3 separate regions of the Mus musculus genome follow, and regions 2 and 3 are each linked to region 1. The links are chromatin loops, found by intact Hi-C in ENCODE. Cell type or tissue: heart. All regions are shown on one strand.

Region 1 (8,000 bases):
AGCGTGAGGCAGAAGTGAAGGAAAGGGTGATTCTGCCTCATTCCCTCTGACTGTCACTCAGAAAGCAGTACTTATGCAGCACTCGGCACAAGGCCTAGGCCAGATATAGCAACCAGGTCACCAACGTGACCTTCCCTTGTGTCCATAAAGGGGGGCCGTGACTGCCTCTCGCTGCAAAGGGCACCGGAGCAGGACATGCAGTGAGCTCCTCCGGCTGAGGAGCACAGGAGGTGGCTGGCACGCCCCTTTCCACCCATGGCCTCTATGCTATGTCCCTTTGCTGCCTTTGAGGATGCGTGCAAGGCTGGGTGTCCCTTCTGCTGCTTTAAATGCCATAGTGTTTAAAGGGCTGCGCTCACTTGCTGCTTCCAGAAATGGTTTCCTCGGGGTCATTTCTTAGGGATGGGACAGACGAGTCAAAGACTGTAGCCTGATCCAGAACAGTCTCCCCTGCCAAAGCAGGGTGACCTCATCTGCACATTCAGCAGGCTCATTCCTGCCACCAGCGTCCTGGCTCTCCTCCTCCCATGTACCTCCTTTTGAGTATAGTACACCTCTTTAATTAAAGCCACCCCAAGGTCCTGGAGCCTGGAAGGTGCTCTCTTGCCCACTGTCCTGTTCTTAGGGCAGTCCCTGAGATCTCTCACCAACTCCCGGGGGCCAAGAAGGAGCACAAAGCAGAAGATGATGCAGACGGCCAGTACCTGCAGTGGATATTCAAGGACAGGAATCTCTTCCTTATCCGTGGGTCCAAACTGACACCGTGTGGCCGAGAACCGGATGGCTATGGACACGGCCAGCTTCAGGTTGACCACAGACATGCTGATGATGGAGATGCGTCCTGAGGACAGGCTGCCCAATGATGCGCCCAAACGCTGCCGGACATCCTGGGGAAGAAAGACGGGTGTCACCCATCAGTCAGATGTTGTGCAGACTCAGAGAATGTCCCAAAGAAGAAGGCATACACCCAGATGAACTGGGAAGAGAGGGCTTCCAGCTGCCCAAGGAGGGAGGAGCTTTGAGAAGGTAAGCTCTTCTTCTTGGGCCACCTGAGGGTGCTGTGCCCTGCCTTTTCCTAGTTGGGCACCAGAGGCAAGTGTGTTCCAGCATGGGACTCTGTGTCCCCTAGGCACTCATCTGGGGCATCGGCTCCTTGGACCCCAGCTGCCGAGCTCCCGGGAGCTGTGTTCCAGCCTTCGGTGTCAACTCCACATCTATTCTGCCTTTCACTAGGTTTGACAGAAGCTGGGCTCAGGCCGCTCTGTGGGGCTCTGGGACAGCCTGGTGTCCTTGCTTCCTGGTCCCTGCTGTCTGTCTGTGTGCTCACCACTCCAGAACTGTGGGCTACCCCATCGTTCATCTCCACCTACAATCTTAACACTCTCAGTTATAATCACAACTGGTTAGCCCACGTGACCCTTCTGTGGGACTATGAATGAAAGTGGCCCCCAGCCGGGCGCAGTGGCGCACGCTTTTAATCCCAGCACTCAAGAGGCAGAGGCAGGCGGATTTCTGAGTTCGAGGCCAGCCTGGTCTACAAAGTGAGTTCCAGGACAGCCAGGGCTACACAGAGAAACCCTGTCTTGAAAACCAAAAAAAAAAAAAAAAAGTGGCCCCCATTGGCTCCTGTGTTTGAATACTGTCAGTGGAACTGTTTGGGAAGGATGGCCTTGCTAGAAGTGTCAAAGCGGGGCAGGCTTTGGGATTTCAAAAAACTCTCACTGTGCCCAGTGTGCCTCTCTGTCTTATGAGTCAAGATGTGAGCCCCAAGCTGCTCCTGCTGCCACGCCTTCCCTCTGCCACCTCAGACTCTAACCTTTTGAAACCACGCGTTCCAACTTAAACACTCCCTTTTGTAAGTCGCCTCGATCGTGGTGTCCTATCACAGCAATACTATCGAAGACAGTTTTCCTCTGTATGCTGTGGGAGAGCAGCCCCTGGCCCAAGCAGTCATGGATATCCAGGCATAGCCAGAAAATGCTGCCAGACCCAGGCCACGCTTGCCCACCAGCACTGTGGCTAAGTCCCTTCTCTGCTGAGGACACCAAACCCAACCAAGAGAGCTGTGTGGTAGCCACAGGGCCAGCTGCTCCTGGGGTGGTTTTCAACACCACAGGAACAGACACGTGGGAAGTTCTGCCTGCGAATGCCCACAGCCCACTGGTACCTTAAAGGGGCTGTTGTAAGTGCCCTCAGAGGTGATATTCCCAGTCCTGTCCAGCAGGTTCTGGCGAGGAATTCGAACTTTGTTGAACATGGCGAATCTGTGCAGGAGAGAAGGTGGGCTTCTATCATGCAAGCCCTCCAGGAGCCTCTCTGGGCTTTCTCCCTCTCCCCAAGAGCAGCTTAAGGTAACGTCACCCCCCAAAACAAGGGTGTGAGTGTGATGGGGCCATTGACGGCCATCACTGCCCCCCCTTTATCTCCTGGGACAGATGTGCCCTCATGTCGCTGGCAAAGAGAAGCTCCACATGCCCACCGCCTGCCTGTGCACAGCAAGGGTCACACACTGCTGACAGGAGGACAGGAGCTGGTTCTAAAGCTAGGCACCTCTGAGCCCCAGTGCAGAGCGCTACAGTCAGCTGACGGCGGTTTCAAACGCTAAGTCAAGCTGGCTGTGGTAGAGTACACCTTTAGTCCCAACACTCGGGAGGCAGAGGCAGTAGATCTTTACAAGTTTGAGGCCAGCCTGGTCTAGTGTGAGTTCCATCCAGAACAGCCAGGGCTACACAGTAAAACCCTGTCTTGAAAAAAACAAAAACAACAAACAAACAAATAAAATGCTAAGTGGAATCAAAGAGCCTGTAGTCCAGTCTCTCCCCGAGCAGCTAGGAAAGGGTCTAACGGGTGTTGCATGGACCCTGGGCACTGACAATCCAAGAGGTTTTGTAATGGATTAAGGAAGAAGCTTGAACGAGGTCAACTGCAAAGTAAACCATTGAAAAGTCTCAATGGTTCCGATAGGCAGTGTGGCTAGTGGCTAAAACACTATGCAAACTCAGACAGCCTAGTCAGTTGACAGCAGCCACCTTGTGCTGCCACATCCTGCGGCTCCTCGCTCCTCACCTGAGTCTGACCTCCTGCAGGCTCCGGCTGACAGCAGCCTGGCTCCACTTGAGTTGCTCATTAAACAGCAGGGGAAAGCGGAAGTATTTCAAAAGGGACACATCCTACTCGGGACCACCAGGTGGGTGTGATGGGATTTTCTGTCCATCCTGCAAAGATGCAGAGGCAGACCCCTCTCCAGGGTAGCCCTATTCAGAGTAAGCACTCAATTGTCCCTGTTTCCCAGTGAATCACTCTCCTGCCCACGGATTGTTAGAGCTGTCGTATTTTTCTTACAAGTCCACAGCACCTGGTCCCTACCAAGCCCTTAGTGACCAGGAACAGAGGTGATGGTGAAGAATGGTCCTCCAAGGTGACAGAGTCATCCCCCAAAGACCATTTCCTGGAGAAGACACCGCAGCCCTTCCCAGTACCGACATAACAGGGCTCACAAGAGCCTTGGGGTGGCAGAATCTTAACACAGCACACCCAGCTAACGGCACACTGTGTCTGGGGGCCACGTGGCCCACACCCAGCCTGCAGGCTGCACACAATGCCCCATTTTTAAGGAAACCCAGCCTGGGTGCCAAAACCGAGGTGCTCTAACTGTTTACTTGAAAGCCAAGGAATGCTTTTCAAGTACAATGTTGTCAATGGAAAGCACTCTTTTTAAGGAGTGGAAAATCTTCACCCTTCTTTGCCACCGAGGTAGAATGAGTCTGAGCACACTTGTGCTTCTCAAGTCTCTGCTCTAGCGTAAGTCTCTCAGATCATCTTTGGGTCACTTTTATATCCACAGAACAGTCAGTTGGGTCCAGCTGGTGAGCTATTTGGCACACTATGATTTTGGTCTCCGGGGATCAGGGGATGTGTGTACAGCAAAGTGTGACAGACACAGGGAGTGTGTAGCACAAGGCATCTGCACACACGTGTGGCTTGGGATGTGTGTGTGACATGGGGCATTCAGAGGTTCAAGTAGGTATATGTATATGGGGGTATATAAACGGGGGAGCCTTCGGAGGCTTCAGGGTATGTGTGTGTCTATAAATGAATTACAGGACAGTGACATGGGATAGCTGTATGACGAGGCACGTGGTATGGAAGCAGTGTGGATGACACGGGTTATGTATACAACTTGAGGCATATGGATTGAATGTGACAGACGTGTTGGAAGGATGTAGAGGGAGAGTGTGTGTTGCAATAACTCCCACCCCAGTCTCCTGCTGCAACTTCCTTCCCTGGAGGCCCCTCCAGCAGCCACCAGCCGATTCCCACCTGGTGCCGATGCTCATTCTGGGGCTCCCTCTCAGCCTTGTCAAGGAGGACTCCCCAGGCCCAAAGCCCGGCCTCATCATGAAAAGTACTGTGGGCACATTGAGGTTGGGCTCAGTGTCCCCGGGGAAAGATCCTTATCATTAGAACGTTTGGTTGAAAGTGATCCATGCAGCTGACTCTGCTCTGGATTCCTAAACAGTCCTGACAGGTTTCAAAACAACAAAAATTAACTCAGAACCTGTCCCCAGTCTAAAAGTTCACTAACTTACAATGCTGCTCCTGGAGCTGAGGCAGAGCAGCCACTCAGCTCTGGAGCTCTGGCGCCCTCTGCTGGCTGCCTGTGGTCAGTGCAGGCAAGAAGCTTAGTCGTTTAGTCTGCTTAAAGCCTTAGGTCTGAGAACTCAAGATCAGCCTGGCCTCTGCTTTCTGGAACAGCGATTCAGGCTGCCCCACAGTGTGCCCATGGTGACTCTCAGCTAGGCCTTTGCTACACCTACAAGTTGGGGCTCCTGTAAGTGGGACTTGGTGCCTGGGCGATGTATCCCAGGAGACAATCCATTCTTTAAAGACAGGTGCTGCTGTGATGGGGCCAAATACAAGCTCTCTGTGATGTCCCAAACTTACTCTAATGGCTTTAATGAGCAACCAGCACAAGCTGAGGGTACCTGCCAGGCTGCACACAGAGCCCTTCAACAGAGAAGATGGCAGCTCTGTGATTTCTGAGCCCTGATCCTTCTCCTTAAGGTCGGACTGCTAGGTATTGGTGCTTCTAGCCCCCTCCACGCTATTACTGACTGAAGACTAAGGAGGCTTGAGACTTCCCCTGGCCCTGCCCAGCCTTCTGGTGATGCTAGACAGAAGAGTCCATCAGAGCCTGGGAAGCTCCTGGCCCGGGTCAGGATTCTCTCTCTGGAGGAACAGCAGTTGCTTGAGGTGACTCTAAGAGCCCAAATACACACAGAACTGAGATGGGCAAACATACTTAACTCAGCATAGCACACAATGCTTGGGAACACCCTATTTTGGCCACTTCCATAGTCGTGAGTTATCTCGTTGGAAGAGAGGAGCCTAAGTGCACCAGGCCAGGTAGCTTAGAGCTGGGTGGAGCCTGCACACACTGACCCAGAGGAAGGCAGGAAGGCCACCTAGGCTGTTCAGCAGGTCCCTTGAGGGGTAAGCATGAAAGCTGGACTAAGAAATAATAGAGATGAGAGTGAGACCTCCCCTGCTGGGTGGCCTTCACCTGGTACACTATAAACCTCAGGCCATGCAGGTGGCCCGCTGACCATGGGCCCTCAGCCCAGTTAAGGTCCAGCCCAAGGTCTTCACTCCCATCTGAGTACACAGTGCGCAGTGCTGCAGGTCAACACTGTTCCCAAGCGGCTCTAGGATGAGTCAAAAACACCTCGCTCACTATCACATGTCCAGCAACTTTGCCAATTACTGACTTGGGGACTCTAAGCAGATATCATGGCTGGTTCCATGGCAGACCACTAAGGCTGATCACTAAGAGTCCTCACAGAGGAAGGAAAGCCCTACACTGTCGGGCACCTCCAAGCCTGTGGTCTCCCCAGGAAGCAGAGGGCACCTCTAGTCTGACCTGAGAGCTGGGAGAGTCACACCCTGAGAGACCCGTGGAGTGTGAGGGCAAGGCGAACCTCTGGGAACAGCGGCTTAAGCACACAATGGCTGCTGCTCAAACAAGCACCCCACTGGTACCTGCCACATCCATGCCAGGCCCTGAGGAGCCTGCACTCCAGAGAGGGTGTGACACCAGCAGCCCACTCCAGCCTGTGGCTTAGGAACAATCCCAGAGCCCCAAAGAGGTAGCATTGGTCTCGTGAGGCCGATGACACTCACCCATTATCCAGGCCATTCTGCCCCAGCTTCTTCCCAATGTCACCGACCATCACCCCCGTCATGGGAAGCAGGGTCTTCGTGTCACGGATCTGCACAGAGCCACAGGAATAATGGCTAGGTAAGTCTGTCAGCACACAAGAAAGCATGTCCAGACAAGCTGACAGGGGTGACTCTGAATAGCTCTGAGTCATACTGGGTCCCCTGAAGTGATGTGCCCAGGTCTAGAGATGGGGCCTTCTGTGGAAAACAGACCTCTGCAGCTGTCATGGGGCAGAGAGCTCAACACAAGATCATCTTGATTCCTAGATGTGCCATAAATCCATGGTAAGAGTCCTAACAAAAGAGAAGTTTAATAGAAAGGAGGGGTGGCGGGGGTGGGCAGAAGCTGGCATGGCATGGCTACCAGTGAGGGAAGCCAGGAGCTGGGGCAGGTAAGATGGAGTTTCCTGGGCTATCAGAGAGCACCCTGATTCATGACTGCAGGTTTAGCAGCGTGTGGCTTCCCTGTTTTAGTTCTGGCTATGGTGTGACACTGTTCACACCTTAAGAGAGAGGACCTGCAGTGGGCTCCCAGTATTATGACACTATTAGCTGAGCACATATGTGCTGTGGGAAAGACAGTCAGGGCAAGCTATGCCGATCTCATCTCCCCTAATGGGTGTCCACTAAGCATTCCCTACAGGAACACAGGCACGACTGGTTGTAGACTCCTGACCTAGGGGCACTGTGAAAAAGCAGGTTTCATGCCACATTAAAGCAGGATCGCCAACCTGAAGGCAGAGGCCCCACTGCCTCCCTCCCCATCAGTGGGCTGAGGACAGTGTCTAGAGATACTGTTATTCTAAGTGATAGACAACAGCGAGGACCACAGCTGCCACTGACCCACCCAGACAACACAGGTCTGGAGGCCAGACGCACTGAGGCGAGGAGATCTGGAGGCTGAGAGAAGAGCCCAGGGTACAGTATGTGCTTAGCATGTGGGCGACCTTGGGTCCAAACTCCAGAAGCAAGGGAAGAAAACAGGGACGGGGGGTGGGGGGTTGAATCTAAGCATTTGGAACTTAGCTCTTTGTAAGAGCTACTAGCTTTTGTTTTGTGTATCTGATTTTTATTGAAAAAATATATATAATATATAATTTTTAGTAAAAACATGTATGTAATATTGAGGTTAAAACTCAGCCATAAAGCATCTTTTAATTTTTTAAAAAATCCTGCAGTAAAGCTAGGTAAAAATTTAAACACAAACTTCTCTTAAACCTTTTAAAATAAATGCCATAAAACCCAGACAGTTGGAGAGAGACTGATGACGACCAGGAAGTGTCAAGGTTTAGATCCTGGTCCTCAAGGTCAAAGGTCTGGGCTTCAGCCAATAGTGCCGTGGGGAGGTGGGGCACGGGTGTGAGGAAATCAGGCCATTGAGAGCGTGTCCTTTAAGGGGCTACTGAGACACTGGTCCATTCTGTTACTTCTTACTTTGTCCCCAGTCACAGCTTACTCAGCCACACCTGGGCTGCCACATCTGGACTGCCACACCAGGGTACCTGGGCTGCCTCAGGCCCCTAGTAGCACTAGTCAGGACACTATGGACTGAGCCGTCAGAAGCTAAACTAGAACAGACCTTTCTGTCTTTGAGGCTGTTGTGTTAGGGATTCTGTCACAGCAACAGAGAGCTAAAATAGGAGGGACAACCAGCAGGGTAAAAGCAGTTGGCGGCGTTTTTCAGAAGATCCGACAAAAACCCACAAGCAGTGGTGGCCGGAGGGATGGAGTAGTAGTTCCTGCGGAGAACACAGGTTTGGTTCCCAGCACTGACATCAGGC
Region 2 (8,000 bases), 120 kb before region 1:
CCAAACACTGGGACAGACAAATTGCCTGCTCAGGAGCCTGGAATCTGGGACAAGAGTCATTAGAGAAGATGGCTGTGGGGGAGGGAGACCCATCCCAGATTAGGAGCCAGGCAAGATGGCAGCCAGCCAACAGGGACAGGATCTAGAAGAGGACCCAGGGCAGGGCCATGATGTATTGAAGCAGCAAAGAGGCCCACACAGGACCAACAGATTTTATGTTTTGGGGGGTGGAGACGCTGATCACATGGGTAGCTTGTATTCAGATTTACTGGAAGATATGAACAGGTTGGCATCTCAGTCACACTGAGCAGCTGTCAAGAGCCCTGCAGCCCCCCCAAATGGCTGGTGGTCACTGCAGGCAAGGGGCAAGCAAATGGGATAGTATCCATCTATTCATCATGAAGAAAGACCCACCAGACCATGCTACCCTACAGAGCTGGGAGCCAGGCCAGGTCCTAGTGCACAAGGTTCTGGCTGTGTGGAGGTCAGAACACTGTCTGAGGGAAGCCCTGGCAAGCTAGCTACAGCTCAGTTGCCCCTCCTCAGCCAATGCATCTTAAGGGTGGTCAGGGGTGAGGGTGGGGACTGGTGGTAGATTGTTAAGGTGTAAGGGTGGGACCCTTGTAAAGATAAGAGAGTGCTGATATTGAGGCTTCAGAGTTCCTGGCATCCCTGTGGTGGTGGCTTGAACTGTACCCACATGTGAAGCTGACTGTGGGAATGGGAGGATGAAGGATAGTTACTGAGGGACCCTTGCTGCTCCATGGGAGGAATGGAACATGAATCCCTTTCTCCCTGGGCAGAGCAGGCACAACTATGGAAACTGAAGCTGGAGAGGTAAGCAGTAGCCCAGGGTCCCATCCCCTATTGGATGACATAGACAGTCTGTTTGAGGGAATAGCTAGCTGTCCGTGCCTTTCCAGGCATCACGGAGGATCATAGGCCTCTGTTGAAGGTTGGAAGCTGGCGGGGAGCATGTGCCCCCATCAGGGCTAGACAAGCTGCCTCACCTACCTCCTGCTTCTTCAGACCTGACCCTGCAACTGTTGGCTGTGAGGCGGAAGAGTGGACTGCGGAGCCCCAGCCTGCAGCAGGCCCTGCGCAGCCGGCTCCGCCTGCTGGAGAACGATAGCCGGGAAGTGGCCCGTGTGCTTGGAGTGAGTCAGCCTTTAGGGGCCTGGGGAACAAATGGGGACACCTCCCTTTGCAGCAGGGACAGAAGAGGAAGGAGGTAGATCTGGAAGTGTCACTCTGGGGACAGTGAGGGAAAGGGTAGGGCCCAGTGTCGGTCTGCTTAGGGGCTGTGTGAATAGCCAACCATGATAGACTAGGTTTAGAGTGTCCTGGCCTGCGTGACGCTACCTTCTTAGCTATTCACTGGAAACGCTTAGATTATCGTCTTCAGTGAGCCGCTATATCAGATAGCCGACACCAAGCCCCTAGTACAGCCCCGGGCCCTATACTTGCTCTACAAACAGTGCCTCTGGGCTGCTGGCTCCAGGGTTTGGATCCCACCTGACCACTTACAAGTATACAGGCAGTGAGTTTTAAACAAGATGGAGCCTTAGTTTTATTTATTTTTTTCCTGTCAGGCAGATAACAATAATGAGTTTTCAAAACGTAAGGGAAGGCGCACTCCCTCGCCCTTGTCACACCAACCAGAGCAGTCCTGTACATTCTCTCCAGGAGCACACACCTGTTCTCTAATGGCTGGATACATAATCTCGTTCACTCACTGTCTCTTCCTTTTAAGGAACTGTCAGCCAGGCTGCTGTCTATCCACAGTGACCAGGACCGGATCGTGGTGACATTTAAGACTTTTGAAGAAATCTGGAAGTTTTCTACCTATCATGCTCTTGGTAAGACATCCCACAGTAGGGTATGGCACCCCCTCTTGGAGGATCCTGGCATCACATCACCCTGGACTCTCCAGGAAAACCAGAAACAAAACCCTCCCGTGAACCAGACTGTGGGAGATCAGGGCTTTGCTGCAGGATATGGAACTGAGCTTTGTGGCCCCTCCCTGCATTTCTCAGAGGGAGGCTGGACTTTTGCATCTGACACACCCTGGTATGCCTGCTGTCTTGACCTTGGACTACAGCCTGTGAGCTATAGGCAGTCCAGGAATGTGGGCCAACACAGACTCATAAATTTACTTAAACTGCGAGATTTTGGCTGGGATCAAAGGGTGTGCGACCAGGAGGGAGAAGCAGATGAGTCTCTGAGTTCAAGGCCAGCCTGGTCTAAAGAGAGAGTTCCAGGATGGCCAGGGCTACACAGAGAAACCCTGGAAAAAGAAATCAAACCGAACCGAACCAAAAGCCAGGAGATTTTAAGAAATTGATTATGCAGTGTTTCCCAGTATGATTTGTAAGACTTTGGAGATGACAACAATGTGTTCATACCTGCGGCTGTGTCTCTGTGGAAGCCATTGGGTCACATTTCTCAGCACTCCAGGCAGACAGGGAGGAGCCACCAGAAGTTGGTGCATTGCTCAGTCTCGTGAGTCAGCTTGTTCTTTGTCCACCTTCTAGGCACCACTGGGGACTGTGCCACCCTGAAGACAATGCCCGTTTAGTTCCTGTCCTCAATGTCCACCCACATTTGTTGAAAATGAAAGGTTCTCTCTGCATTTGCCCTGACTTTATAAAGGGAGTGTGGCTATGCCTCCTAGCTAAGCAGTACTTGATAAAGGGATGGCCCCTGTGCAGGCCATGACACCCAGCATCTCACAGGCCTGTGCAGGAATGATGGAAATGATCATGGAGGGCACTGGTAGTGACACTGGGCCATGGGCATCTCAGAGTGCCTACAGGGCTCTGCACCCTTGACATCTCTGAATCCCAAGGCACAACAAGGACAGATGATAGAGTAGTTATGAAGTTATAACCCTAACAGCCAGGACAGTGAGATAGGGCTCCGTAGGGTATGGAGGTACTGGGATATTCCCAGGGAAGAATAGCATGTCAGGGACCTCTCCAGGTCCGGTGTTTGAGGTCATGGGGTCCCCTGACCCCCCCTGGAGCCTGTGGGTGACAATCCTGGCCTTGCAGGCTTCACACACCACTGCCTGGAGAACCTGCTGGTAGACCAGACCTTCTGGCTGCTTTCCCCCAGTGAGGAGGAGGAGACTGCCATCCTCATGTATGTAAACAAGGATGCCTTGAAGCAGACACACAAGAACCTCCTCACACAGGAAGGTAGGCAGCAACCATGACCTTGGTTAAATCACACAGGGCTGGGGACACTGTGGGGGAACGGGAGTGTCTTGGGTGGGGGGAGATGTAGCATAAGATGCCCTCTATACACTGTCATTGGTTAAAAAAATGTTTATGGCTCCCCAAAAAGGTGAGATGTGAGGAGGAAGGTGAGAAAGAGTTTGTCTGCTATGCTCACACTTGCCTGAGATGTGAGATGTTGGCCCCATAGAGGAAGGGCCTTGAGTCCCCAGGAAGGACCCTCAGGGCTGCTTTACCTCCCTGGCATGGGTAGACACCCAGATGAGCTCCTTGATAACCGTCCAAGCACTAAGGAACATGGGAATCCCATGTCTATCTCTGAACAGTGCAGGTGGGGACTAAGGCCCAGAGAGAATCCTAGTCGGCCTCATAGCCTCAGTTGAACTGAGGCTGGACTTCCTTCGGGCCTTCAGACAAGGGTATCCTGGGAAGAAGAGGGTGGAGTGGGCTCCTGCATGGGGCTCTGTTCTCCTCACCATGAGTCTTGGGGCTGGGGCTGGCAGCTTTCCTGTTTAACAGAACCACGACTGTCCTGCGGGTCACTCTGATGACCATATCTGTCCTTTCAAAGGGTCCATCTTTGTTCTGTGTCCTGACCACCGAGTAAGAAGGACGATAGGACCCAAAGGTGCAGGGAAGGGTCCCCAGACCCTCAGACGGGCTTCGGGAGTCCCTCTGGGAGTGGCAATCCTGGAAACAGACTCCTCATCACCCACACCCAACATGTCCTCCAATGTGGAAGCAGCAGAGGCCGAACCAGAGCCCTTGACTCCATTTCACCAGTAGGTACCAAACTGGAGTCCTTATTCTGAGGCCCTGGGTGGTGCGGGACCTCATGGACCCTACTCCATCTGTAGATGCTGGGTGTCCAGAGAGACACATGACTCAGGCAGAGGACAGAGCCCTCTGGGCCCTCCTGCTGCTTCATGTAGTGTGGCTGGAAGTTCAATCAGGCATCTGACTGCTTGGAGGAGAAATGACGTCTCCGAGGCTCTACTGCCTAGGGGACGAGGGGAGAGTTGAACGTAGCACATGCTACTTGCCATGCTCACTCTGGAGGGTCACATTCAAGGCACAGACACAGAAATCTGCATGAAGGGAGACTGAAGGAAGTCAAGCCAGAGGTTAGAGGAGAGGGAACATGGGGACTCCTGTCCACGGCTGTGCAGGGAGTGCAAACTTGCTAGGAGCTTCCTGGCCACCAAAGCCAAAGGAGAAAGTTCACCTCTTAGGTAGCCATGCCTTTGAAGTGACAGCTGTGGCTGGAGGGCTCTCCTTGGAGAAAGGATGAAGCTTCTCCCCGGAACATTCCCTATGCACTGGGGCTAATGGCTGTTCCATCAGGGGATACAGTATGCTCTTTAGTGTAAGGATCTCCATAGAAGAGGGCCTGCAGTAATCAGTCAAGATTTCTGGAGAGGTTGGGTTCCAAGGCAGGGTCAGTTTGACCAGGCCACATAGCAGATGAGAATCCAGGAGACCCAGTGTTGAAATTCAGGCCTTTGTCTAGGCTGCAGGCCTTTACAATCTGTTGGCCTTGCCTGCTCCAGGAGAGTGGCAGGGCAAGTACTTTGGGGGTGGGGGGAGGGATCTGCAGGGCCCATGGTATCAGGTGTGGTACTACACACAGCAGCCTCAGGGCTGCACATCTGGGCAGGTATGTGGGAGGGGTGCGATTCATGTGTGTCCCCAAGGTGCGATTCATGTGTGTCACTCCTAAGCAGTCTGGAGGATATACTTGTCCCTCATCCAAGCCTCTACAGCATAGATCTCTTTTCCCTACTCTAGGTGGACTCTCAGGGTCCCATGGGATCCCATCGATGAATCCATGAGTGGACCTGGGACACCTGATGCCCAGCTCATGAGTGAGTGTCAGACTTCCCTCCTTGGGGGAGAGGCAGCTGAAGAAGGTAGCCGAGACTAGTATTCTGGAAGTTTCTGCACTTGTCCTGATTGTCCCCTAAGCCCAAAGAGGAAGCTAGCATCCCTTCTACAATACTCAGGATTACTTAAAGCTCAGAGAGGTTCGGGGCTCAACTAAATTGCCCAGCACCTGGGGAAATAGGCTGGGACTCTTCTCTCACCTCACAGACACAGGAATGTAGCATCTCAAGATACCTCATTGAGTCTGGCTCATTGGGAGACCTTAAGCTTGGCTGGCTGGCTAGACTCTGGTAGAATCTATGAGGTAGGATGGAGGATGGATAGGCTATCTGGCCCTGTCCTGGGCCTTCCCTGTGAGGAGCTGGTCCTGCAGCCTGCCTGTCAGCTCCTGGGGGCACAAGGAGAAGCAGATTTCTTTGTCCCTTTGGAGCCAACTGGTGTTTGGATGGTCCCTGTGTCCGCTAAGTATACACAGGGCCCTGTGGGTGATGGGAGAGCCTAAGATCTAAGGTGCATGAGGCAGAGATCTGTGCCTGGAGGTTGGTGGCCCAGGACAGAGTTCACCAGTGTCTCAGCCTCAGTGGCCCATATGGTATGAGGATCAAACTGCCCTTCTGAGGACCAGCAACCTCCAGAGTCAGGCTTCATTTCACATACCTCTGGCCATGCAGAGACACCAGCATGAGTCTGAGGCTACCCTCTGTGCCTACAGGGCCTCAGCTCTAACCACATAACCTTCTTTCTGCAGGGTTTGGCCTGGCCTCTGCGATAGCTGACTTCCAGGGCTCAGGCCCCGAAGAGATGTCCTTCAGCGTTGGTGATGTCATCGAGATCCTCGGTGCCCAGGTGCCTGGCCTGCCCTGGTGTGTGGGCCGGCACATGGCCTCTGGCCAGGTGGGCTTTGTGAGGACTGGCCTCGTCAGCATGCAGGGCCCGGCATCTGAGTGAGTGGCAGAGGCCCCTTTCCTGAACCCCACACTGCTCCTGCGGGGATCCTGCCACCCTCTGTTAGCCTCTCAGGAACCACCAGCGCGCTGTCCTGGGCAGCTCCTTCCTTCTCCACTGGGCCTGGCTCAGCCTTTCCAGGATGCCACCAGAGGGCACTGTGTGACTGTATAGTGTGCTTATCCGCAGTGTCAGCTCTACAGCTTTGGTGAAAAGGGTCACATGCTAGGTATAGCCTCCAAGGCAGGAGCCTGGGGCTGAGGTAGAGCAGCTGAGCTGCTGTGGTGTGTGGCGTGCCCCTTCCTGTCAAGACTCACTCCCCCTGGCCTGCTCCTCCCTGCCTTCTGCTGAATCCTGCAAGTTCCTGCTGGCTCCTCACCCTTGTCTGTCTCCTGTGAGACACTTGCTGTCCTACTGTGCATCCCACCAGCTCCCATCTGCCTGACCTTAGCTAGTCACAGCCACAGGGACCCAATTTCCAAAACTAGTTGCCTTCCAGTTCCCGGGAGACAGGCATTTTGAAGGTTCTCCGTGTTTACCCTTCAGTATAAAGCCCTGCGAAGCCTCTGGACCCGGTCTCCATGGCCTCCGGTTTCACTTGCCATCAGCCCCCCAAGGCTAGATGCAAGGCAGCTCACCCTTTCTCCGCTCTGAACAGATGCGGGTGACTCCACTGTTATCAGGTTCTTTGGGGGGGGGGCCTGCCAGCCTATAATCCCACCTATAATCACCAGTCCCTGTCCCTGTCCTATCCCCCAGAGAACCCTGTCTGCACCTGCTCCAGGTGAGGGGACTTCCAGGGGAGTGCTCCAGTCCTTTCTGGGCTAACTCTGTACAGATTTGAGCAATGGTGGGTGGCGAGTGTTTGGGGAGTGGACAGTGAGTCTAGCTGAGGCCACCCTTGGTCAGCTCATGGTTTCCTTTGACAGGACCTCAGTCAAGGAGCCTGGAGAGACAGGTGTATGCTCTCTGCTTCTGTCCCCTCTATAGCCATGCCTTCCTCAAACTGGGTTTGCTGGGGACTGGATGCCATATGCAACTCTCAGATGCAGTTTCTAAGGCAGCAGCCATCACTGAGTCCATTTCCTTCTGTACCCTGATTTAAAGCATCCTATCATCTGTCACTTAGACCAGGAGGACACTGGCAGGACCTGTGTGCTGATCAAACTTAGAGCAGCATTTCCTGGTACTCTATCAAAATGTCAGTGTGCACACAGGATGGGGGCACAGTCTGTCTACACGCCTTTTGGGACACCTCCACAGACTCTCCACTCAGCTCCAGTGACAGAATTCTGGGCTCTCCTGTATTGCACAGTGTCACGTCATGGTGACCTCATTAACTCAGCTGTTTCTTGAGAACAGCTGAGTGGCTCGTGACTTATGTCTCAAGGTCTCTCATTACAGAGATAGCACAGCTCTAAGGAGAATGTTTACTCTGTTGCTGGGCCTTTTGACAGATGTGGGGGTCCTTGTGGCTTCAACAGTTCCAAACTTAACAGAAGTCAGGGTTGGAAGAGCACGGATCTGGTCCGTTCTTCCCTGTCTCCCTAGAGTGTTAGAGGTGTTGACATCATCTTTCACAGCAAGGGACTGTACCTACTTCTCTGTCATTCCAGTATTTCTGGTGTCTCTCCTGCCCTGAACCTGGAAGCTTCCAGCTTGGTAACAGCCCAGAGGTTCCTCTCCTGTCTTGATGCGATCTCGGATTTACAGAACAAGAAGAACACAGCCACAACCTGTCCCTTACCTGCTGGTGGCTGAGAACGGTTTCTCACCTTGGTTGCTTTCTCTTCTTTTTCTCTCTTCCTTGTGCTTGTCCTCCGAGCCTTTGAGGATAAGTTATACAAGTTAAGGCCCTTTGCCCCATTGAAGAACTGCCTCTTGAAGCCAGGATCTCAAGTATAACCACAGGACAGGTATCAAAAACCAAGA
Region 3 (8,000 bases), 160 kb before region 1:
CTGTCCACTTTCTCCTAGAGGAAGCTGCTGTACCCATTGGTTTATGCAATGTAGCCAAGGGCCACACTGCTGCTAGTAGTAACTTTGGCTTGGGGGTTAGGGGGAGTATGCTGGAGTCAGGGAACCTTGAGTTCAAATCCCTATCACTTGTCAGAGCTCAAGTCATTGAAGTCTGGTCATCCCATGGCTCCTGAAAATGGAGGCCAACCCCTCTCTCTTGAGGAATGAAAGGATCAGCCCTCCCTGCAAGCGGAACTCTTGAGGCTGTCAGATGGGTGCATTCTGAGATGATGTACAGATGCTTCCTGAGCCAAGGCCTCCCAGCTCTAGATCTCAGTTTCCTTCTGAGCACAGGCGCTGCTGGGTTGCAGGGACGTGGGATTTTCCAGCATCACACAGAGGCGGTCAGATCCCTGTGGGTGGGTGCGGCGAGAGAGGTAGGGCTGAGACGCTCAGAACTGAAGGGCTATAATGACAACAGCGCACAGACAGCTCCGGGACTGACACACATACAGGCTCTAGCACTCAGATCTGCAACGGCGAACCTGGGGAGTTCAGGGTCTGCCAGACGCCACCACCCAGGCTCTGCGGGAACCGCGCAAGGGCGGAGTCCCCTGCTGCAAAGCTCCGCCTGTCATCACACCTCTCTCTACGGTTAGGACTGCGGCGACCCAGAGCCCCTTTCCGGGACCTGGATCCCTTTACTGAAGCAACCTGGGACCCCCACGAGAAGCAAGGAGTGACGCCCGCCAGACAGCCCTGCGCAGCCACCCTAGCTGGCACGGTGGGAAGAAATTCCGGCATATGCCGCTCCGCGCCCCCGGCTTAGAGACAGAGGCTGCAGGCCGGCCTTTCGGGGCTGCACACCCTGGAGAAAAAGTTGGGTGGAGCCGCTGGGCTCAGGAATTGGCTAGAGGAATTGGCTACGCACTGCAGGTGTATCCAGTCCTCGAGACCCTACTGAGGTTGCCGCTACGAACCCGCGGATTCCGGGTCGCAGCTCTCACCTGCGCTCATGTCAGCGGCAGCTCCCAGTAGGGTGGTCCCCGCGCTGCGACAGCCCGAGGACCGGGCGGGCAGGTGCGGCGCTGGCAGGATCCTCAGCACGCTTGAGGCCAGCGGCTCGGCGCACACAGTACCCGCTGCCCGCAGCGCCACCGCAGCTCGGGGCTCCCGCCCCGCCCCTTTGCCCCGCCCCTCAGCTAGGCCACGCCCCTTGTCGAGCCGCGGGAGGGTCGCATCCTGGGAAGTGTAGGCGCTGTGCCCCGGCTGCCCGCCTGCGCGCCACCGCAGTTGGACGTGCGGACTACAAATCCCGGCAGGCTGTGTGTTCCGCTCAGGCGCAGACTGGTGGTAGCGCAGGTACCCTCCTGCACCTGCTCCGAGAGCTCTGCAGAGCTGTCAACAGGGTCTAAGGGAGGCGTGTAGGACTGTAGCTCATCTCAGCACTGGACTCTCAAAGAAGGAGGCCCAAGGAAAAGCGATCTTGGAGCAACTCTACAAGAGTGATGGAAGGTCTCAGCAATAGACCTTCCCTTCCTTACCAATGCACAGAAAAGGGGAAACTGAAGCGGAGGGGGAGAAGCGGGATAGCGAAGCAGGAACAGGATTTAATCACACACACACACACACACACACACACACGGCGAAGTCTGGATTTAATCACACACACACACACACACACACACACACACACACACACACACACACACACACGGCGAAGTCTGAATGGGTTGGGATCCAGACGCAGGTGTCTGGACTCCAAAGATAGGCAGCCTCGCCTTATGCCCCAGACGCTCTCCCGGCTCGGCTGACGCTAGGCGGTGCACACTGAGGAGGCTCTGGCACATCCTGCCCTCTCACCATCCTGCCCATACGCTAATCGATTCCCTTGTGACGTCAGGCGTCCAGCGCAGGGCGTGGAAAAACAGACTGAAAGAAAAGCATAGGGAGGCGCAGGTGGATCCTGCCTCGTATCGGTGGTGACAACAGGTGGGCACAAGAGACTACAAGAAGACAGCCTAGAGAGATGAGGGAGCACGGATGCGCAGGGCCCAGAATGAGAACATACAGGATCTGCCACTGCATGAACAGGCACAGGCCAGGGACGTTTGGCCCAGGTCAGGGCTGTTCCATGTACTACTGAGGCAGAAGCAGAAATTCCTCCCCAGTGATCAGTATTGTCCATCTATTTCAAAGGGGACCAGGAGGCCAAAGGCTCTGGTAAAGAGGAGAAGCCCCGAGGAAACAGCACATTTCTTTACATCCTATAAACCAAGAGACTCTGCTGGCAGCTGTACTTCCAGTCTCAGATGCCCACAAAAGAACGGGCTGCCTCTGGGATCTCTTGCCCAGAAACCTTGCTAATGGAAACTAGTTTCTACATGCTCCAAAAATGTGTTTTGACTCCACCTGCCTCCATTGGTTAGACCTAAGGACAGTCCCTATCCTTTAGGATAGTTCTTAGGAGCCTGCAAGCTCATGCTTATGTGTCCTAGCAACCTCTGAGATCCTTGAGTATTCTGATATTATTTCATAGTGCTGTTCCAGTGCCTCCCACAGGCTTGCGACGGGCACTGGAGATATACTTACTGAAGAAACAGGGTGGGAAAGGCAGGACAGATATTGTCCAGCAGGTTGAGTCCTTTGAGAAGCTATTCATGTTTCCTGTCTCTCATCTGGGGCCAAAGTAGCAGCATGCCACCCCCACCCCTCCCCTCACACACGAAGGTGACACAGGCTGGTAAAGACACTGGTGGTGTTGGCTGTGATGCCTTCCACTCTGGTGGTGGCCACTGTCACACTTCTTGGCAGAGGCCTTGCAAGTCAGGCAGCCTGTGCTTGTAGACTGGTCTTGGAGCTCAGCATGCAGTGGCCTGTGACTTCTAGAGGAATTGACATGTCCCTCTGAGAAGACACTTTCCAACACACAGGGGCTGAATGACCCAGAACATTCTCTTACAAGGGCAGTATGAAGACCCGTAGGTCCTAATCCCGGTCACCCAGGAGGTTGATAACCAAGGCAGCGCTGATCCAGCTGCAGCTTTTCAATGCACAGAACTCTGCGGGGCTAGATCTGTCTTGTGGTAAATCAGTCTATTTGAATATATTAAGCCAGACCTTTGTTCTGAGTCTGCAGGGCTGTGACCTGTAGGTGACCTCAGCCACTTGCTTTCTCACGATGCCTCGGTTTCCACACCTTCCCAGTCACAATGAAATTCGGTGGGTTAAATTAGTAGTGCCAGGAACACTGTTCAAAGCTGCTAGCCTAGAGCCAATGCTGAATAAACAATAGTCAAGATGACAGTGGCTGTTGATGAAGGGGTAGATGTGAGCCATCACCCCCTTCAAAGCATAGCCCAGTCTCACTCCGATCCATTCATGACTGCGGTCAACAATGACTTAGGAAAACCAAGTCCAACCATTAAGTGTTGCAGTTTCACTGCTGCTGTTTGAGCAGCCTGCCTGTAGAGGGAGCCAGAGGCTTCAAAGAGAGCACCAAGGCTCATCCTTAAGAGCCAGACCAGGGTACTCTCACTGACCTCTGAGACTCGGAGGCAGAAGCTGATGAAATGTGGAAGGCACAGTCTTGAATGTCTAGCCTCCAGAATCACGAGCCACAGGGCTTCTATTTTTAATAACCTACCTGGCTCACAGCAACAGAATATGGCGTAAGATAGGGCATTCAACTTGACTCATCTCTGTTTCTGGAAAATCCTGGAGGGGGTGGAGCTTTCTTAGGCACCAGGGCACAAGGGAAGGGATGGGTGTGGCCCAACACCCTCAGACTGCTGGCAGCTTCAGGATGCATCACTGGTCTGTGCCCTTCCAGGGAGGATCTATCCATACAGGACTGCCTTTCATGGGATCTGTGTTCTTTGTGATTAGGGAACATTTAAAGACAAGAACATCCACATGTCCCCTGTGCTCTGACCCAGTATTCTCTTAGCTTAGAGACTGCGATCTGGAGAAACCTGTTGTATTATCAGGCCAAGATGTTGGAGTTGCTAGACAAAATGATGCCCAAAGCCAACAAGAAGGGGACAGGGTGCATAGGACACAGGACAGGATTGTCAGAACCCCCACCTGGCCTTAGGGACATCGAAGGGTGCTATGTCACTCTTACCTTTAGGAGAGTATCCTAACTGTTGACTATGGAATGTAGGTTACCATGGCATGAGGCACAGAGCAAATACATAGCTCCTGGCCTGTGGCCTAGTTGGTTCTGAGAATCACAAGCCAATCACTGCTTTCTCTCAGGCATAAACTCAGGTTATAAACTTGAGTGTGTTCCTGGAAACATGGAGCTACAAGATGAGGGAGACAAAGGAGGCGGCTGATGATTACATCTGAATCTGACAGTGCAGCTGACAAGCTCAGCCCATCCTGCCATGTCTCAGAGGAAGTTCCCTCATGGCTGAGATCCGTGAGGCTTCCTAGGACACAGGTGTTTCCATCAGTGCCCAGGGGACAAGCCCAGGCCCCTGCCATGCATGAAGCCCTTTGCATTGCTTCAAAATGAAGAGCATTTACCTTGAAAGTATTTACTTCCTTTTGAAGATACAAAATCCCCAGAAGTATAGAAGGCTATCAGGTGGAGCCCCTAGCATCAGCCTCCTGGGGAGAGCAAGTGGGGTGTGGCAGGTTTGAGAAGAGTGAGACGGGGGAGCTGAGGCTATTCATAAGGCAGAGGGACCTCAATGGCAGCCAGAGTTGGATGGACCTCACATGGATGGAGCTTGGCTCAGGGTGGAGTAAGGGATAATAGGTTTGAAACTACCCGAAGGGCCAAGCCGGGCAAGGCAGTCACAGCAGGGCTAAGATACTTCTGTGCCAAACCCTATGGTTTCTATGCATTATCTCAAGGGTCTTATCATCTCCATTTTATAGACAGAGAAACCGAGGCATTTGCTATTGCTAAGTGCAGCCACTAGAATGTACCCAGACAGTTTTGGGAGAGAGTGAGCCATGTGTCATCAGTACTTGTCCTCCCAAATCTGTCATTACCTATAAAGGACATAAGAATCTAAGAGCCACTTATGGAGTAAATGGTCAGAGCAGGGGGCCTGTCCTGCCAGACCATGCCTTGTCAAGCTCTGCCCCTGGCCGTCAGGAATGCTTACTCTGGAAAGCACAGGCTCGGTCTGTGGGCCCTTGCTGAGCTTCTTCCCTGTGGCAGCCTCTCCTGAGCCCTGCTAAGTCAGTGCCCACCACACCCAGGGCCTTGCCAACCACTGCCACGTCACTTCAGGGTCTCAACCTCCACCTCCTGCCTGGCTCTGCCACCAGCATCAAGACTGCCAGGTGATCCTAAGTCTTCCTCATATTAGGGATCATGGCATATGTCCTGGTCTCCAGAGACCTCTGGGGCCTCTGGAAAAAAGAGGCCACTGAACTGTGGGGTGACATTTCCCTCACATCACCACTCCATTGGCACCTCCATTCCATAAAGGAAAGAGGTCAGACCTGTGGCACCCCTCCCAGCCTCCTGGCCTCTGCCCGGGTCTGTGGAGGTTTCGCTCCAAGTGACTCTGGAGAAGGTGCCGCAAGGCAGAGTGGCTCGCCGGGGGCCTGGCCTAGAAAGGTACGGGTCTGGAAATGTAGCTGAGTTCCTGCCTTTAAGGCAGCAGTGGCAGAAGGAGGTCCAGTCTAGGCTGTGCTCCCCACATCTAGCTGAGGTATTGATCTGCTTCACAGCCCAGGAGAGAACCAAATGAAATAGGATGTCATTACGGGCCTTTCCAGCCACTCAATAATTTAAAGCCTTGCCATGTGAAACCAGGAGCGAGCACAGCAGCCAACTCACTTCTCTGCGTTGCTCGCTCTCAAAAAAATAGTCGCCACAGCCGGGTAGTAGCAACACACACCTTTAATCCCAGTACTCGGGAAGCAGAGACGGGTGGATCTCTGTGAGTTCAAGGTCAGCTTGGTCTGTCTACACAGAGAAACCCTGTCTTGAGCAGAGGGGGAAAAGAACTGTAGTCTCCACGCTGGGCAGACAGCCGAGGCCAACCTTGGCTCACATGAATTCTTCCCACAGGACAGAAAAAGGGAGATGCAAGGATGTGGGATGACGTCCATCAGTCCAGACTGTTCCTAATTCCTGCTTGATGTATAGATACAGTAGAGTGTTGCATCTTCTTTCACTAAGTAATCATGACACACAGTTGGCCTGAACGCCAGAAAGAGGCAGAGCATAAGGCTGCATTTGAGAAATGGCACACACATGAGGCCTCAACCTGTTGGCCACTGGAGGAACTGGACTCATGCAGCAGAAACAGGGGAGGTGTTAGGAGCACATAGCAAGCACTGGGTGAACTGGCCGGTGAGAGCTGGGTAACAAACACCACAATGGGCTTGAGTGCCTTAGAAGTGTGTCTTCTCCCAAACCTAATGCATGGATGTTCAAGGTAGGAGGGTTGCCATTTCTGAGACTGGCGATAATTTGTCCCGGACCCTTCTCCCTGGCAGATCAGGGGCATTCCTTCCTCTTCATGCTCTGCTCTGCCTCTGTGTGTGTCCCCTTCTCGTGGGGATTTAGCTGTGTGGGTTGAAGTCCATCCTAGTCACCTCATCTTAACCTGCATATCCTGGACAACCTTGTCAAAAGTCACATGGTGTGATGACTAATAATGAAGCAAACTTGGAAGAATCTACAACCAGCTCAGAGACAAGACCCTGGGTGTGAGAGGGTGTTCATAGAGGTTTTTTGTTTTTGTTTTTTTTTTTTACATTTTTTTAAAGATTTATTTATTTATTTATATGTAAGTACACTGTAGCTATCCTCAGATACTCCAGAAGAGAGCATCAGATTTCATTACGGATGGTTGTGGGCCACCATGTGGTTGCTGGGATTTGAACTCGGGACTTTCAGAAAAGCAGTCGGTGCTCTTAACCACTGAGCCATCTCGCCAGCCCCGTTCACAGAGATTTTAATTGAGGTGGTGAGTACCACCTTGAACAAGGGCAGTGCCATGTGCAGTGCCCATCTGGATTAACAAGGAGAGAGTGAGCTGAGCACCAGCTGTCATTTTCCCCAGCTTCCGGGTAGTAGACACCATGTGGCCAGTTGCCTGGAGCTCCTACTCCATGGCTTTCTACCATAATGGACTCTACCCTTTGCCCTTGAACTGTGAACCAGGACAACCTTCCTCCCTTACGTTGCTGTTGGGGGTGAGATGGGTGCCCAGCACGTGCACAGTATATTCGGAGCTCAGAGGAGGACTTCAGATGTCAGTCGTAAGGTGTCTTCCACCTTTTCAAACAGTGTCTCTTATCACCCTAGGTCAGTCTTTCTCAACCTCCCTAATGCTGTGACCCTTTGATACAGTTCCTCATATTGTGATGACCTTCAGCCATAAAGTTATTTTGTTGTTACTTCATAACGAATTTTGCTTTTATGAATCGCAATGCAGATATCTATGTTTTCCAATGGTTTTAGGTGACCCCTGTGAAAGGGTCATTTGGCCCCCCCCCCCAAAGGAGTGCAACCCACAGGTTGAGCACTGCTGCCCTGGAACCTTGCCACATACTCCTGTCCCATGATCTCCCAGGGACTCTCCCGTCTTCATCTGTCCTGAGACCATTGCTGGAATTCCAGGAACACACCACCACACCCAGCATTTTACATGGACTCTGGAGATTGGAACTCAGCTCCTCATCTTGTGAGGCAAGCGCTTTGCTGGTGGAGCCATCTCTCCGTGTACTTGTATCTCTCGTGTACTCTTATCACAACAACAAGAGAACTAACACACTAATGACACACTGAGGTTCTGACTGCCAGACCTTCAGTGTGTGAACTCTGGGGGAGCACAAGTCAGACACGAGTCAGCTCACTGCTGTGTCAGCATGTCATAGCTCACTTCCTGTTGACAGGGAATCATGGAACAGGACACACAGGCCATCCTGTGTGGGAAGCCAACTGTGGTCCTGACCTAAGTCATGGAGACAGAGCGGAGACACCGGGCTATAAAGGTGGAGACTAGAGGTAATCCCTAAAG

The links. A loop is a pair of places that touch in the nucleus more often than their neighbours do. Peaks named below come from ENCODE experiments on the same cell type or tissue, not always from the same donor. Only the 100,000 strongest peaks of a DNase experiment are listed, where the experiment ranks them.
Region 2: it touches region 1 in a loop (6-fold over the local background); 26 of 42 quality-filtered maps call a loop at or near these places.
Region 3: it touches region 1 in a loop (6-fold over the local background); 10 of 42 quality-filtered maps call a loop at or near these places.

The regions. Positions count from the first base shown.
Region 1 is chr5:35,592,579-35,600,578 of GRCm38, reverse strand. It overlaps Acox3 (acyl-Coenzyme A oxidase 3, pristanoyl), which reads right to left. Exons shown (of 19, transcript NM_030721.3): 8 at 6,181-6,269; 9 at 2,168-2,264; 10 at 705-887. Among named protein-coding and RNA genes, the nearest start is that of 4931431C16Rik, 7.8 kb to the right of the region's middle. In heart, CTCF peaks have their summits at 527 and 767; DNase peaks (open chromatin) are centred at 198, 3,898, 4,278, 4,648 and 1 weaker place; H3K27me3 peaks cover 1,400 bases.
Region 2 is chr5:35,712,130-35,720,129 of GRCm38, reverse strand. It overlaps Sh3tc1 (SH3 domain and tetratricopeptide repeats 1), which reads left to right. Exons shown (of 18, transcript NM_194344.2): 4 at 1,030-1,157; 5 at 1,754-1,859; 6 at 3,054-3,200; 7 at 3,811-4,021; 8 at 5,028-5,104; 9 at 5,872-6,067. Among named protein-coding and RNA genes, the nearest start is that of Gm31888, 4.1 kb to the left of the region's middle. In heart, CTCF peaks have their summits at 1,900 and 6,214 (motif pointing right); DNase peaks (open chromatin) are centred at 99, 589, 1,927 and 6,149.
Region 3 is chr5:35,751,068-35,759,067 of GRCm38, reverse strand. Ablim2 (actin-binding LIM protein 2) reads right to left here and starts at 1,188. Exons shown (of 22, transcript NM_001177696.1): 1 at 1,008-1,188. The coding sequence starts at 1,017. In heart, a CTCF peak has its summit at 1,267; DNase peaks (open chromatin) are centred at 757, 1,287, 1,937 and 3,517; H3K4me3 peaks cover 2,130 bases; H3K27ac peaks cover 705 bases; H3K27me3 peaks cover 2,629 bases.